Linked DNA regions of Homo sapiens: region 1 is linked to region 2. The links are chromatin loops, found by intact Hi-C in ENCODE. Cell type or tissue: breast epithelium. All regions are shown on one strand. Each heading gives the region's core, and the rest is flanking DNA. Links, peaks and the distances in the headings are about the cores only.

Region 1 (4,382 bases), core at 118-4,117, 69 kb after region 2:
ACCAGCCTGGCCAACATGGTGAAACCCCGTCTCTACTAAAAAAATTAGCTGGGTATGATTGTGTGCCTGTAATCCCAGCTACTCGAGAGGCTGAAGCATGGTCATTGCCTTTGGGATGGGATCTCCGGCCAGGCTGGGCCCAGAGCAGTCCTGGCTGGGGACTGAGGACTCTCACTGGCTCACCATCCAGGCAGGCCCTCCTGGACAAGAGCCGTCCCTATGCCCACCTGCCAGTGAGGTTGCCCAGTCCCTGGGTGGCCTGGGCCACCTGACACATGGCCCTCAACAGTCTACACAGCACCTGGACCTCCACTGTGAGGTGGGCCAGGCAGGCTGGAGTACCCATTTTACAGTTGAGAAAGCTGGGATTCAGAGAGAAAAGGCAGCTCTCGTTTGCACACATAGGCAGGAAGTGGCAGGATGAGCCCAAAAGTCAGGGCGGAGGACCCTGGCCCAGCACTTTCCCTACACGCTGCTGTGAAGGCTCACACCCCAGCTCAGATCAGTTTCCGGGGGACTGGGCACAGAAGGCCAGTGACAGAGAAGCCCAGAGCTGGAGCAGGGACTGATTTTTTTGAGCGCCTGTGCTGGATCTGGTAGACGGGGCTTCACGCGGTTGGTCTCTCTAAAATCTCTCTCCAGCCTTAGGGCCGGGCATGGTGGCTCACGCTGTAATCCCAGCACTTTGGGAAGCTGAGGTGGGCGGATCACTTGAGGTCAGGAGTTCAAGACCAGCCTGGCCAACACAGTGAAACCCCATCTCTACTAAAAATACAAAAATTAGCAAGGCACGGTGGCAGACACCTGTAGTCCTAGCTACTCGTGAGGCTGAGGCAGGAGAATCACTTGAACCTGGGAGGCAGAGGTTGCAGTGAGCTGAGATTGCACCACTGCACTCCAGCCTGGGCAACAGAGTGAGGCTTCATCTCAAAACAAAAACAAAAACAACAAACACCTCTCTTTAGCCTTGTGTTGCTGTGCTATTTTGTAGGGGAATAGGTGCTAATATTCCCATTCTGCAGATGAGGAAACTGAGGCTCAGATAAGCTAAGATACTTGTCCAAGGGCCACAACTGCCCACGGCTGTCTGCTCTCGAAGCCTGTCATCTTTCCACTCCAAGGATGTGGTCACACTGCCCTTTCAATTACCAGAGACTTCACTTTGCAAACCACCAGTGGGTGCCTCCTTGGACCAGGCTTATGCTAAGCACTAGGAATCGGTGTGGGCTCACACCCAGCCTCTGTTCTTGAGAAGCTGGGCAGTGGACACATCCATAAACATCCCAGGGCATGGGCTAGGCAGAGTCCCGGGGGCCTGGAGGAGGGAGAAGTCCCGGTTGCTGGGAGATGGGGAGCCATCCAGGGCACCAATGAGCCAGGCCCGCCAGGGCAGGAGGAGCTCCGAGAGGCAGTAGACAGCCTGTTGTCATCACAGTTGTTGGGAGGCCAAGCTCAGCGAGTGATCAGGAGGCAGGACCTGAGCTGAGAGAGGCTCTCAGGTCAGGTGGCAGGACCCGGGTCCTCCGGCCAGAGCAGAGTAGTCATTTCGAAGGCATGGGGAACCTCCCGTGAGGCTTCGGCCCCTGCATGGGTGCTGTGGCTTTGCCTTCCTTTTGGGGAATGGATGGAAGGCCCGTGTTGCCGTCCACAGAGGTGACGACAGAGGCCACTGCTGGTCACAGTGAGAGGCCAGTGTGTGCTCTGTCTTGCATTCCTGCCCCGCGGGTCCTTGGAAAAGCCAGAGACTGCCATCTGGTCTCTATGGGTGGAACTAAGGTCACATGCCAAGAGGGCAGAGGGCAGTGGTTTCTTGACCATCTGAGTTCCATTCCCTCTGGGTCAGTTTTGGCTTCTGGGATCTGCCCTGTGAGCTCACAGAAAAGTACGGACTCCAGCAAGCTGCAGGCCCAGTTACCCTGGGAGATTCCAGCTGAGATGGGGCCTACTACTCCCCCTGGCTGGTCCCTTCCACCAGGGTGCCAGTGGCCACTGGGCAACAAAGCCCAGAAACAAGATGAGCTGGGAGCAAAGTTCCTTTAGCTCCATCCCCCAGCTGGGCCCAGTGTGTGGGGGGCCCAGGATCTGGATGAGAGGGGGTGCCTGCCTGACGTCACCAGTCAGCTTTGCCAAAGCCGACCGACCAGAACACACAAGCTGCTGCTTCCCAGGAAGTGGGGCAGGAGGGGGCTGGGCTGTCCCTGCCACTCCAGGTGCTCGTGCAGGCTCTGGGGCCTGGTTGGGCCTGGGTCTCTTCTCCAGGGTGGACGCTCTGCCCGTCCGCCTGTGCAGTTTCACCCCTACCCAGGCTCCATCTGGGACCCTCTCTGGCCTCAGTCATTGGTCCTTGGAGCAGGGTGTCGGCCAGGCCTAGGATTTGCGTCCTCAGCACAGGGTCATCAAAGCCTTGACGAGGCCCTCCGGCGGCTTGCCAGTTTCCGAGAGGTGAGATCATACACCTGAAAGTGGGCCCGCCCGGCCCTGCGCCTTGAATGGACTTCTTGTTCTCCCAGATCCTGGCTGTCAGCGCCAGGCTTGTCAGCAGGAGGTGACTCTGTTGGCCGTTCCTGCCTGGCCAGAGGCCCTGCCAGAGGCTAGGCGAGGGTGGGAGGCAGCTCAGAGCTGGCCCTGAACAGTCCCTCCAGCTGGGAGGCCCCGTTGTCTCTGCACCCCTTGTCCCTGATAGTGGGGCATGGGAAGGAGATGCCGTATCATAGGGTCTTCCATCGTGAAATCCTAGAAGTGTCTGGTACTCAAATGCTCAGTACAAGCTGCAGGGCCCCTGTATTCAGCAGCTTGGCTCTCATGCCTTCCCGGGGGGCCCAGAGATAAATAAGGCCAATGACTACCCACGAGGTGCACCCAGCCCAGGGAGCAGAATGAGTGGTTGGGTCTCAACGTTACGACCTGGCCAGTGGGATCTTAGAGGCAAGTCCTGTATACAGAACTTCAGAGCATAGAGAAGGGAGGGAATGCAGGCTTAGAGGTGGTAGGCTGCATGAGGAAGGGTTGTCAAGCTGAGCCCTAGTGGAGGAAGATGGGCAGGGGACAAAGATGGAGACAGCTAGTGTAGGCCCTACAGTGGGAACAGTGTGGCCTGGAGCTCTGGCCAGGGCAGGACAGTGGGGGTGGGGAGGATAGAAGGGGCTGGGGGCATGGATACTGTCCTGGCCTTAGGGAATGTCCTTTTCCCACTAGGACCCCTTCCATTTCTGGTTTCTTTCTTCAAAGTCCCCTGTTCACCCCCATAATCAGAGTTTCCTTTTGATCTCTCTTTGAATGCTTTCTAGGCATTCCTCCTATGTTTGCACACTGTTGGGCTATTCTTTTTTTTTTTTTTTTTTTTGAGACGGAGTTCTGCTCTTGTTGCCCAGGCTGGAATGCAATGGCATGATCTTGGTTCACTGCAACCTCTGCCTTCCAGGTTCAAGCGATTCTCCTGCCTCAGCCTCCCGAGTAGCTGGGATTACACATAAGTGCCACCGCACCCAGCTAATTTTGTATTTTTAGTAGAGACGGGGTTTCTCCATGTTGGTAAGGCTGGTCTCGAACTCCCAACCTCAAGTGATTCACCCAGCTCCGCCTCCCAAAGTGCTAGGATTACAGGTGTGAGCCACCACACCCAGCTTGGGCCATTCTTATACTTCTGAAAGCTTTCAAACTTACAAACAAATAAATAGACCTGGCACCGTGGCTCACACCTGTAATCCCAGAACTCTGGGGGGCCAAGGTGGGAGGATTGCTTGAGCCCAGGAGTTTGAGACCAGCCTGGACAACATAGCAAGACCCTGTGTCTACAAAATAAAACATAAAAAATGTAGCTGGGCATGGTGGCATGCACCTGTAGTCCCAGCTACTCAGGAGGCTGAGGTGGTAGAATCACTTGAGCTTGGGACATGGAGGCTGCAGTGAGTTATGATTGCACAATTGCACTCCAGCCAGGTGATAGACTGAGATCGTGTCTCTATAAACATTAAAAATAAATAAGCAAAAATGCCCACTGTTGCTTTTTTGCTTTTTCCTTACAGGACTCAGTCAATAAGTTTCAGACACATACAAGTTCTTATATGCAGGATTTTAAGTTCAAAATGATGATACATATTTAATGGTCTAGAGAAGGGAGTTGGTGAACTTTTCCTGGAAAGGGCCAGACAGTAAATATTTTAGGTGCTGTGGTCCATATGGCCTCTGATACCACCATGGAACTCTACTGCTCTCATGACAAAGCAGCTGTGGACAAGCTATAAATGAATGAGCATGCCTGTATTCCAATCAAACTTTATTTGTGGATACTAAAATTCGAATTTTGTATAAATTTCTCACATAGCTCACAAAATAATATTCTTCTTTTGATTTTTTCCAGCCATGTTATAGTGTAAAAGCCT
Region 2 (4,382 bases), core at 196-4,195:
TAGCACAGCATTGAGATGCAATCCTAGGTGGGTCTGAGTCCAAAGCCTTGGCCTTTCCTCTGCTCCACACTGCCTCCTGCTGGCACTCAAGGTGCTCCCTCCACCTATGGAAAACACGCACATCCTGAGGGGTTTGGCTGTCTCAAAGGAGAAAAGATGCCTCTTGAAATTTGAAGAGATGCAGGTTCAAATCCCTACCACACCACTTGAAGAAGATACTTAATTTATCTGAGCCTCACTTTTCTCATGAATAAAAAGTGTGTGTGGTCTGGGCATGGTGGCTTACACCTGTGATCTCAGCAGTTTGGGAAGCTGAGGCAGGAGGATTGCTTGAGGCTAGGAATTTGAGACCCCATCTCTACAAAAAAGTTTTAAAAATAAGCCGGGCATGGTGGTGCATGCCTATAGTCCCAGGCACTCAGGAGGCTGAGGTGGAAGGATCACTTAAACCCAGGAGATTGAGGCTGCAGTGAGCTGTGATCACATCATTGCACTCCAGCCTGGGTGACAGAATGAGACTCCATCTCTTAAACACACACACACATACACACACACACACACACACACACACACACACGAGGGCCCTGCTGTCCAATCCATGGCAGTTCCCATTCTCATGAATTTGTAGCTGTTGTCCATTACTACTTAGCCTCATCCCAGCTGCTCTCCAGTCTTGAGCAGAATGCTTCTTTTTAACTCTCACTGAGTCTTTCTTGTGGATTCAGACACCTCCCAAGGCCAGAATGGTTCCAAAGGACTTTGGGTAGTTTGTCTTGTATTTGTCATGGTTTTACTCTGTCCATTTTGATATCAGCTGGCACCTTTCCCTTTCTTCCCTCCACACATGGGAGCTAAAGAGAGACACGACACTCAGGTCACACAGCGGGGAGAGCTTGGTGTCCCTCCCTGATACCTCAGAAAGCTTGTTAGCAAACACGAAGGGGCAGCCAGCACAGATTCACTAGTGGAATGTTACAGGGTTCTAGCCTGGATCTGGGTGTTGTCACTGATGAGGTGCCTCACAGAGATGAAGCCAGCAGATCAGATCTGCAGAATGTGCCAATTTCCTCGTGGGTTTCCAGGAACTGTGGTCAGGATGACAGTGCAGGGCACTTTCCTCACGGAGGCTGGGGGACCTGGTTTGAAGCTGCATTATCTCCTGCAGGGAACACACAACACCTCTGGGTGACCGATTTCCTTCACCTGGAATCTCAGGGTGCCCTTCCAATATATAGTACTTGTTGCAAGGAGGCTGCAGGTGTTTCCTTGCTAGGAAGCAGCTGACTGAGGTCTTCAGTGTTGGAAGGCCATTCAGCAGGTGAGCAGGACCTGGGTGGGGCTCAGGTTGGGTGCACTGGTGGAAGCACTGGGACAAGGGGGCCCCCTGCCTAGCAAGCTCCTCACTCAGGTGGGTGTCCGTGCACCCTTCCTGCTGCCCCTGTCAGGACAACCAGACTGAGAAGCTGGGGCAGCAGCCGTTCCTCTCTGCTTAGCCTCTGTTTGGAGGAACTTCTTCCTTGGAGGAACTTCCCCACCAAGAGTCCAGAGAAAGGGCTCCGTGTGACCTATTGTTCCCAGCTGGGCCCTGCACCCTTTCACTCTTTCACCCTTTCACTCTCTCTCTCTCTCTCAATCATTTGTGATAGGGTCTCACTCTGTCACCCAGGCTGGAGTGCAGTGGCACCATCATAGCTCACTGCAGCCTCGACCTCCCAGGCTCAAGTGATCCGCCCACCTCAGCCTCTTGAGTAGTTGGTACTACAGGCACGTGCCACTAGGCCCAGCTAATTAAAAAAGTTTTTTTGTAGAGACAGGGTCCTGCTACATTGCCCAGGCTGGTCTCAAACTTCTGCCTCAGCCTCCCAGAGTTTTGGGATTACAGCCGTGAGCTACTGCACCTGGTCTTCCTGCACCCTTTTGTCAAAAGCCACCTTCCCATTGAGGCCTTCCCTGGCCACCCTGACTCAACTTTCACCCTCTAACCCACCGCAGGCATTTCCTGTCCATATTCCCTGTTATTTTCCTCCTTAGCACTTAGCGCTATCTAACCTATTGTATGTTATTTTACTTATCTTGTTGATTGTGTATCTTTCTCCCTAGAATAGAAGCTCCAAGAGGATCAGGGCTTTGTCCATCTTGTTCCCTAAGGTGTCCCCAGCAACAAACACATTGCCTGGCACAAGGGATGCTCAAGACATCATGTTTATTGAATGAATGAATGAATGAGTGAATGCAAGCAGTGCTCTGTAAACACGATCCTACTTCTGGCCTGGCACGGTGGCTCATGCCTGTAATCCCAGCACTATGGGAGACCAAGGCAGGCGGATCACCTGAGGTCAGGAGTTCGAGACCAGCCTGGCCAACATGGTGAAACCCCGTCTCTACTAAAAATACAAAAATTAGCTGGACATGCTGGCACGTGCCTGTAATCCCAGCTACTCAGGAGGCTGAGGCAGGAGAATTGCTTGAATGTGGAAGGTGGACGTTGCAGTGGGCCAAGAGCGTGCCAATGCACTTCAGACTGGATGACAAGAGTGAAACTCCATCTCAAAACAAAAACAAAAACATGATCCTACTTCTGAGCAGTCAGAAGAGCTGGTCAGTTCAGGGATTGGTTTTCTCGCAGAGCCACCAGTGACAGAGGAATCTTGTTGGAGGCTGACTGAGGCAGCTGTGAGCTGAGGATTAGATGAGAACCAGATGTGTTCAGAACTCCATCTCCAACACCTCCCAGCTATGCAACTGGGACAGGTGACAGATTTTCCAGTTCCTGGAAATTTGGGATGACACAGCTGACCTCAGAAACATCAAGGGCTCTGAAGGGGTCCTCGGCCCCTGGAGACTTTCTGTTAGGGGGAGCTGAGGTTTTTTTTTTTTGGTGGGGGGACAGGGTCTTACTCTGTTGCCCAGACTAGAGTGCTGTGGTGCAATCATGGCTTACTACAGCCTCGTACTCCTGGGCTCAATGATCCTCCCTGCTCATCCTCCTGAGTAGCTGGGACTACAGACATGCACCATGCGCCCAGCTACTTTTTAAACTTTTTGTAGAAACAGGGTCTCGCTACATTGCCCAGGCTGGCCTCCAACTCCCAGGCTCAAGCAATCCTCCTGCTTCAGCCTCCCAAAGTGCTGGGGTTACAGGCAGGATCTGCAGCACCCGGTCGAGCTGAGGTTCTTGAGAGTGGAGAGGATACGTCTCCGTTCTCCAGTTCTGAAAGGACAGACCAGCCAGGAGCATGGGACAGGCGTGGGTAATAGGTCATGGTGCACAGGGTCTGGGGTCCCTGTGGGAAGGGAGAAGAGAGGAAGCAGGCCCTAGAAATCCCAAAAAGAAAAATGGCTCTAGAAGGCCAGGTCCCCCGGGATGCAGACTCTGGATGGAGGTTTTATGGTCATATGGCCTTGGGGTCAACACCTGCCGGGAGGAGGATGGCAGCAGGGGCCACAGAGGGAGGAGCAGGGCAGTTGTGACAAGAGCTCGGTCCACCCTCAGACCCTCCAAAGCTGGAGCCAGGCCAGCCAAGCTCTGCCCCCATCTGCACAGTTGCCCAAGAGGGGCCTGGCCTTGAGTGAGGTGCTGTCTTCCACAGAGAGCAATACCTGGTCACCTTCCCAGTGGGCAGGGGATGGGGGTTGATCCTTCAGACCTTACGGGGCCTTTGGGTCAACAGCACAGAGTGATTAAGATGGAGCATGCTGGGCGCGGTGGCGCACGCCTGTAATCCCAGCACTTTGGGAAGCCAAGGCGGGTGGATCACCTGAGGTTGGGAGTTCGAGACCAGCCTGACCAACATGGAGAAACCCCGTCTCTACTAAAAATGCAAAATTAGCTGGGCGTGGTGGTGCATGCCTGTAATCCCAGCTACTCAGGAGGCTGAGGCAAGAGAAGTGCATGAACCCAGGAGGCGGAGGTTGTGGTGAGCCGAGATCGTGCCACTGCGCTCCAGCCTGGGCAACAAGAGCAAAACTCCATCTCAAAAAAAAAAAAAAAAAAAAAAAAAAAAGACAGGGCTAACCTCAGCGCGTCCCCCTCCTGGCTCCACTGTGGTCCTCCAGCCTTTGAAATCTGTGACCAATAGTCACAGTCCTCTGTCCTTTCTCATTGTTGGCCCCCTGCCTCCCCTGTGGGCATCTACAGCATTCACATCCTCAGCTAGAATGGGAATGGCAGAGGAAGAGACAGGGGCCGGGCTAAGTGTGAGTGAGGCTAGCAGAGGAGGAAGAAAAGTATCAACGCTGAGAGCAGGAAGGTGAGAAAGGGCCTGAAGGTCAACGGGCAGAGGGTATGGTCAGAAGAGCAGAGGGTCTGCACTCTAGGCCTCCTGGCTCTGCTGTGTGGCCTTGGGAAATTCACCTCCCTCTCTGATCTTTTTCTTCTTTAG

The links. Hi-C counts contacts between places; a loop is a spot of excess contacts. Peaks named below come from ENCODE experiments on the same cell type or tissue, not always from the same donor. Only the 100,000 strongest peaks of a DNase experiment are listed, where the experiment ranks them.
Region 1: it touches region 2 in a loop (15-fold over the local background); 5 of 110 quality-filtered maps call a loop at or near these places.

Annotation. Positions count from the first base shown.
Region 1 is chr7:101,596,623-101,601,004 of GRCh38, reverse strand. No RefSeq gene overlaps it. Among named protein-coding and RNA genes, the nearest start is that of LINC01007, 30 kb to the right of the region's middle. RefSeq lists enhancers at 897-1,824, 1,825-2,753. In breast epithelium, for the core only: no CTCF peak of the experiment used is centred there; DNase peaks (open chromatin) are centred at 2,150 and 2,464.
Region 2 is chr7:101,665,213-101,669,594 of GRCh38, reverse strand. No RefSeq gene overlaps it. Among named protein-coding and RNA genes, the nearest start is that of MYL10, 38 kb to the right of the region's middle. In breast epithelium, for the core only: no CTCF peak of the experiment used is centred there; no DNase peak of the experiment used is centred there; H3K27me3 peaks cover 62 bases.